Linked DNA regions of Homo sapiens: region 1 is linked to region 2. A link is a loop called in an ENCODE intact Hi-C map of the cell type or tissue named here. Cell type or tissue: HCT116. All regions are shown on one strand. Links, peaks and the distances in the headings refer to the core of each region. The heading gives the core; the rest is flanking DNA.

Region 1 (2,821 bases), core at 227-2,726, 1.3 Mb after region 2:
TCATGCCTTTTGCAGCAACATGGGTGGAGCTAGAGACCATTATCCTCAATGAAATAACTCAGGAACAGAAAGTCAACAAATACTACATGTCCTCACATATAAGTGAAAGCTAAGTAATGAGTATACATGGATGTACAGAATGGAATAATAGACATCGGAGACTCCAAAAGGTGGGAGGGTAGGAGGGGGGTGAAAGTTGAAAAATTACCTGTTGGGTTCGACCTTCACTATTCAGATGATGGGTTCACTAAGAGCCCCGACCTCACCGCTCCACAATACAAGCATGTTAAGAAATCTGCACTTGTGCCCCCTAAATATATATATTTTAAATTTTTGTTTTAAAAAAAGCTATAGTCCAGGTTTATGCCATGTGACCCTATGCCTTTTGACAATAGCTGGTTGGACCAGAGACTGCTCGCCGACCATATGTTTTGGAAACCCATTCTCAAAAATCAAAAGACTGTATAGCATCAACACCAGCATTGACTTTCTATCGAGCCAAAGCTACAGGTAAGAAAGTTAGGACAGAGCTCATCATCATAATAAATGATGATGATGCAATAATAGCTAACATATCTAACACTGTCGACATGCCACATATTGTGCTGAATGATTTTTATCTAATTTCATCCTTACAACAAATCTGCGAAATAGCTATTTCAATGTCTTGTTAGTTCTCCTCCTGTTCCTTATTTTTAACTTAAATCAGAGTTGGTTTCCATTGCTTGCAACAAAGAACTCTGACTAGTACAATTACACTCTCCATTTCACAGATGGGACATCAAACTTAAGACAATAGAACCTTCCCAGTTCATACAGGTAGAAACAGAGAGGTATAGAAGTGAAATCTAGTCCCCCCCACCTCCAGAACCTGTGCACTTCATGATTTACTATCATTTGTACCTCCAGTTTCCATTAGGCCTTTCTGTATGCTGTTTTTGCAATATCTGTATCCTTTATTGGAGATAGCATATAAGCTATCTTTACATTGCTATATTCAAAATGAAATAAAGAAGGAAGAACCAGACAGGAGGTCATGAAAGCAGGTAGTCAAGTGACTGCAGCTGTGGGGAGAAGAATGAGGCCAAAGCTGGGAACCAAGTAGAAAGTGACTCTCCACCCTCACAGTTAGGGATCAAGTCTGTCCAGCTGCTGTGGTTCTGACAGGCCTACATAATTATGGAAAAGCAATCAGAATCTCTCCGTGTCCTCATTAGGTTGAGATGGGCAAGGAACAAATGCTCTGCTTCTCGTCTGCTCTCTGCTCGTGGAGCAGAACGTTGGTTCCTTTTTACATCCACAGCCTCCCAGACAGCATCAGGACACTGAATCCTGGGACTCCATTGTCCTACAGGAACAGCAGGAAACAAGGCTGCTGTTCTACTCCTTGGATGAAAAGTGAATGCTCCCTAGGAAACGGACACTCTGGTAATTGCTCCATTTGGATAAAGTTTCCAAATCTAGTATCTATAGATTCAGAACCCTAAGTCAACCACTAAGAAGCATTTTTGTTTTTTCACCTGAAATGCTCCTTCGCAGCTGATCTGGGTTTCCTAACAGTGCCTTTTGCATGAATGACCTCAAAGCCGCCACAGAGGGAGCCACGGTGCCAGCAGGGCTGCTCTCCTGTTTGCTAGCTTTGCTCTGCTCCTCACTAATAGAAAATCCCCAAGGATGTGGGAACCCTTGGGAGGCCTCTGAGCAAGGCTGTGCCTCAGGGCATGGGAGGAAGTCATCACTAGAGGGCCCCACTGAGCTCCCTTGCCTGCCCAGCAGGGACACCTTCAGACATGGGATTCAGGAATTCAGCCACACAGGAACACCAGAATGAGACCAGAGCTTGGACTGGAGTCATTGCTCTTGAGTTTTTCTATTATACAAACAAGCCTTAGAGGCTGAGACAAACCTTGCAAATCTTCCTCCACCCCAGGTTGAGTCCTACACCCTACCCCTGAGTCCACACCTGGTGCTGACAATCACAATACTTACCACTCTGTTTATGGAAAATATACTTGCTGCATTTTGAGGACTCTGCTACATGATTTCTATGTATTATTATTTTAATTTTTACTTTTTTAGAGACAGGGTCTCCCTCTGTCACCCAGGCTGGAGCGCAGTGGTGCAATCAGAGCTCACTGCAGCCTCCATCTCCTGGGCTCAAGCGATGCTCCCACCTCAGCATCCGAAGTAGCTAGGAATACAGGTGCACACCACCATGCCTGGCCTATTAATTCATTTAATGCTTACAACAGTCCTTTGAGGTAACTATTATTATCCCCATCTACATATGAAGAATCTGAGATTAAGAAAAATTAAGTAACTTGTCCAAGGTGATTATAGCCAATAAGGAGTGAGATTGGAAAATGAATTCAGGCTGACTCAGGAGCCTTTTTTTTTTTTTTTTTTTTTTTTTTTGCGATGGAGTTTTGCTCTTGTTGCCCAGACTGGAGTGCAATGGCAGGATCTCGGCTCACGGCAACCTCCGCCTCCCGGGTCCAAGTGATTCTCCTGCCTCAGCCTCCCGAGTAGCTGGGATTACAGGCATGTGCCACCACGTCCAGCTAATTTTGTATTTTTAGCAGAGATGGGGTTTCTCCCTGTTGGTCAGGCTGGTCTCGAACTCCCAACCTCAGGTGAACCGCCTGCCTCGGCCTCCCAAAGTGCTGGGATTACAGGCTTGAGCCACCACGCCCGGCCAGGAGCCTGACTTCTAAGCCATTAAACCATACAGGCTGCATTTGTTAGCCCATATATTTCTATTGTGCTATTACATCACCCAAGAGCTATCCCAGACATTAAGAAATTGCCCGGCCGGGCACGG
Region 2 (2,821 bases), core at 312-2,811:
CAAAGGGTCTCTTAAGTTTTCACGAAAATTTTAATTATGAGAGTATCGAGAATTAGGACTGGAGTTCTAACAGACTCTGCCCTTATTTCTGCTCACAGATTTACTGTACACATCTGAAGGGATCTATGGTAAACATCAAGTCAGATATGAACCTGTGAAATATTCTGATCCCTAGGTAGTCTACCAGATAAAGGAGTTTAGGAAATAACATTTTGAACACATGGGACACTCTACTGAGAAGACTGAGCTTGAGTAAGTGTAACTTCGATATTAAAAGAGTCAAGTATTTGGGAGGAAATGAAAAGCAAAGCAACTCTCAAATTTATGCAAATGCAGGAAAGGCGAAAGAACAGACAAACTGATACCCTGAAGATAGGAGAAGGGGCAAAATGAATGATCTTGCATGGATTCTTGGCATTTGGAAAGAGTTGCAATATGAGAAAATTAGAAAAAAAGGCTGAGTTTGGTAGATCACCAGAAAATTCACTTAGTAAGGGAATACATTGTATGAAATTTCTGAAACCTTCTCTGTTGGACATATTTTCACCTCACCTGGAAGAAAATCTTCTGAGTGATGACCAACAGAAACCTCAATGATGTTGTCAATCAGTTTAGGGTTGGAGTCTAGGACTGGAGGAATGTTAAACTACCATATAGTTCCCAGCTCAGCCAATTGCAATTGTGTAGGTCTCAGTTTGTGATTATGATGTCTCTAAGATGATATTTCTCATTAGTTTTATCAAATCTAACCAATTGGGATAGATTTTTGAAAGAATATAAATGAGAAATCTTGCATTTGTGAAATCTGGTTGTGATATGTATCCCTGGGTGTGACTCTCCTTGGAGACTTGGTACAATAGAGAGATTTTCAATAGGAAAAGCTTTTGGAAACATGTATGAATATGGGAAACCATATGATGTACCACTATGTGGGATGATAGACTGAGCTCTATCTAAACAGGTTGGCAACACACCAGAGCATGGCAGTATGGTATGATCTGACTCTATGGGACTCTGTGCCCACATCTCTGCTTTGTCCCCCTCTAATAAACAATTTGTGTTCCTGAGTGTTATTTGTTTTTTTACTTACCACTCTCCACAATTCCATTTTCTCTTTTTCTCATGATTTTTTTTGAGGTAATCTAATTGCTTGAATTAAAGGTTTATGAATCTTAAAATATTATCTAGGAAAAACCCTAATGGCAAAACCTAGCTTGTGATAAACATTATAAAAAATATTTACTTTTACCTCTTTCCACTTCAGTGTCAGGACATCCTCAGTTAAGCATTAAAAATATTAATCAAGATTATTTGAAAGGCACATCTGAAGAATGGGTTAAGTTTAATAGGGAAACGGCATCTCAACCCATTCCTAGTTATGTGTGGAAGCCTGCCCTTGCTCCTTATGACCTCCAGGTGGTGCTGTTTACCCAGACACGGAAAGCAGGAGCCCAGCCCCATTTCTTTCACTTAGGTTTGCAGTTGGGCTTTCATATTTTCAAAATATTTTCTGTTTCTACAGATGTATACTTCTAAATGGCCAATAAAATTTTATAACCACTATTTGAAAAATTGCAAGGTTATTGTGATTTGTGCTTCCTAGCCAAGAATATATCTTTATGTCTGTACATACCCGAAGTCAAGTATTTATGTTTGTTCATTGGTCCCACTTTCTACGCTTCCTTCCTTTGTAGCACACAGGCTCAGACACAGACATTTGGGCTGTGGACAGAACTCGTCCAAGGACCTGTAAATACTTATGTAATTTTGAAATATATTTCTAGTTCAGCTATGGCAACTAAACTCCACAGGCTTCTGGGTGAAGAACAACATCTTTACAGGAATGCCAATCCCTGTAAAGGATTTGGCAATCCCCCAAAGCCAACGAGTGTTCCTAGCAGACCTGACCTGATTTTTTGGCAGGGGGATGCTTGTCAGACACCAGAAATGTTTTGATGTTTTGAGGTCACCCATACAGTGACACCCCACAATCCAATCCAAATTCCTCAGAAAAGTGATTCTAGAGAAAAACTGAGAGGGAAGCATTGACAGTTTCTTTCCCATTTTGGTAAGAGTTCAGGTCCAGGAATAGTGGAAATTCCATTACAGCAAAGATGAAACTAGGATAGGAGTGCGGTGGGATCGATTTGATCATGGATAAAATTTGGAACTTTTAATATTGGCTTTTTACAGAATAACCAACTAACATGCCTTTCTTGCCCCTTTTTTTCCCCTTTTCTTTCCTTTCACAAGGGGTTTGTAAACAAACTGGATGAATTCATTCAATGGTTAAATGAAGCCATGGAAACTACAGAAAATTGGACTCCCCCTAAAGCAGAGATGGATGACCTTAAACTGTATCTGGAGACACACTTGGTAGGCAAGATTGTGTTGTTCTTGCTGTCAATAATCAAAGGATTTTAATGTACTGCTTGTTTGTTTATGAGAAATATCAATTTTATTTATCAAAGGTTACTATATGTCAATGAAACCAAATTTTAATGGGTCACAGAAGATGAAAATTTACAGGCATTTCAAGTAATACTATGAAACCTAAATCATCTCTGTTTCAAGCTACCTTTTCAAAGCTTTTCCTGGAAGGATAAGTAATTATTTAAAAATACCTTAGAAAATTTTATTAGACCCTTGTTCTCTAAAGCAGCAACTGAAGGTTTTCCCTTTCTTAAAAACAAATAAATGAAAGAGATGATTTTGATGACCATTCTAAGCTTTCTAGAATTCTTGTAAAATTAATGAACCTCTCATTATCAAGAGGGTCTACATTATCTGTTCTACACTGGGTTATTTTAATAAAATATTT

Evidence for each region. Peaks named below come from ENCODE experiments on the same cell type or tissue, not always from the same donor. Only the 100,000 strongest peaks of a DNase experiment are listed, where the experiment ranks them.
Region 1: it touches region 2 in a loop (4-fold over the local background); 5 of 110 quality-filtered maps call a loop at or near these places.

The regions. Positions count from the first base shown.
Region 1 is chr14:33,847,652-33,850,472 of GRCh38, forward strand. No RefSeq gene overlaps it. Among named protein-coding and RNA genes, the nearest start is that of EGLN3, 100 kb to the right of the region's middle. In HCT116, for the core only: a CTCF peak has its summit at 1,705 (motif pointing right); a DNase peak (open chromatin) is centred at 1,680.
Region 2 is chr14:32,574,867-32,577,687 of GRCh38, forward strand. It overlaps AKAP6 (A-kinase anchoring protein 6), which reads left to right. Exons shown (of 14, transcript NM_004274.5): 5 at 2,254-2,376. Among named protein-coding and RNA genes, the nearest start is that of AKAP6, 250 kb to the left of the region's middle. In HCT116, for the core only: a CTCF peak has its summit at 1,415 (motif pointing right); a DNase peak (open chromatin) is centred at 1,415; H3K27me3 peaks cover 905 bases.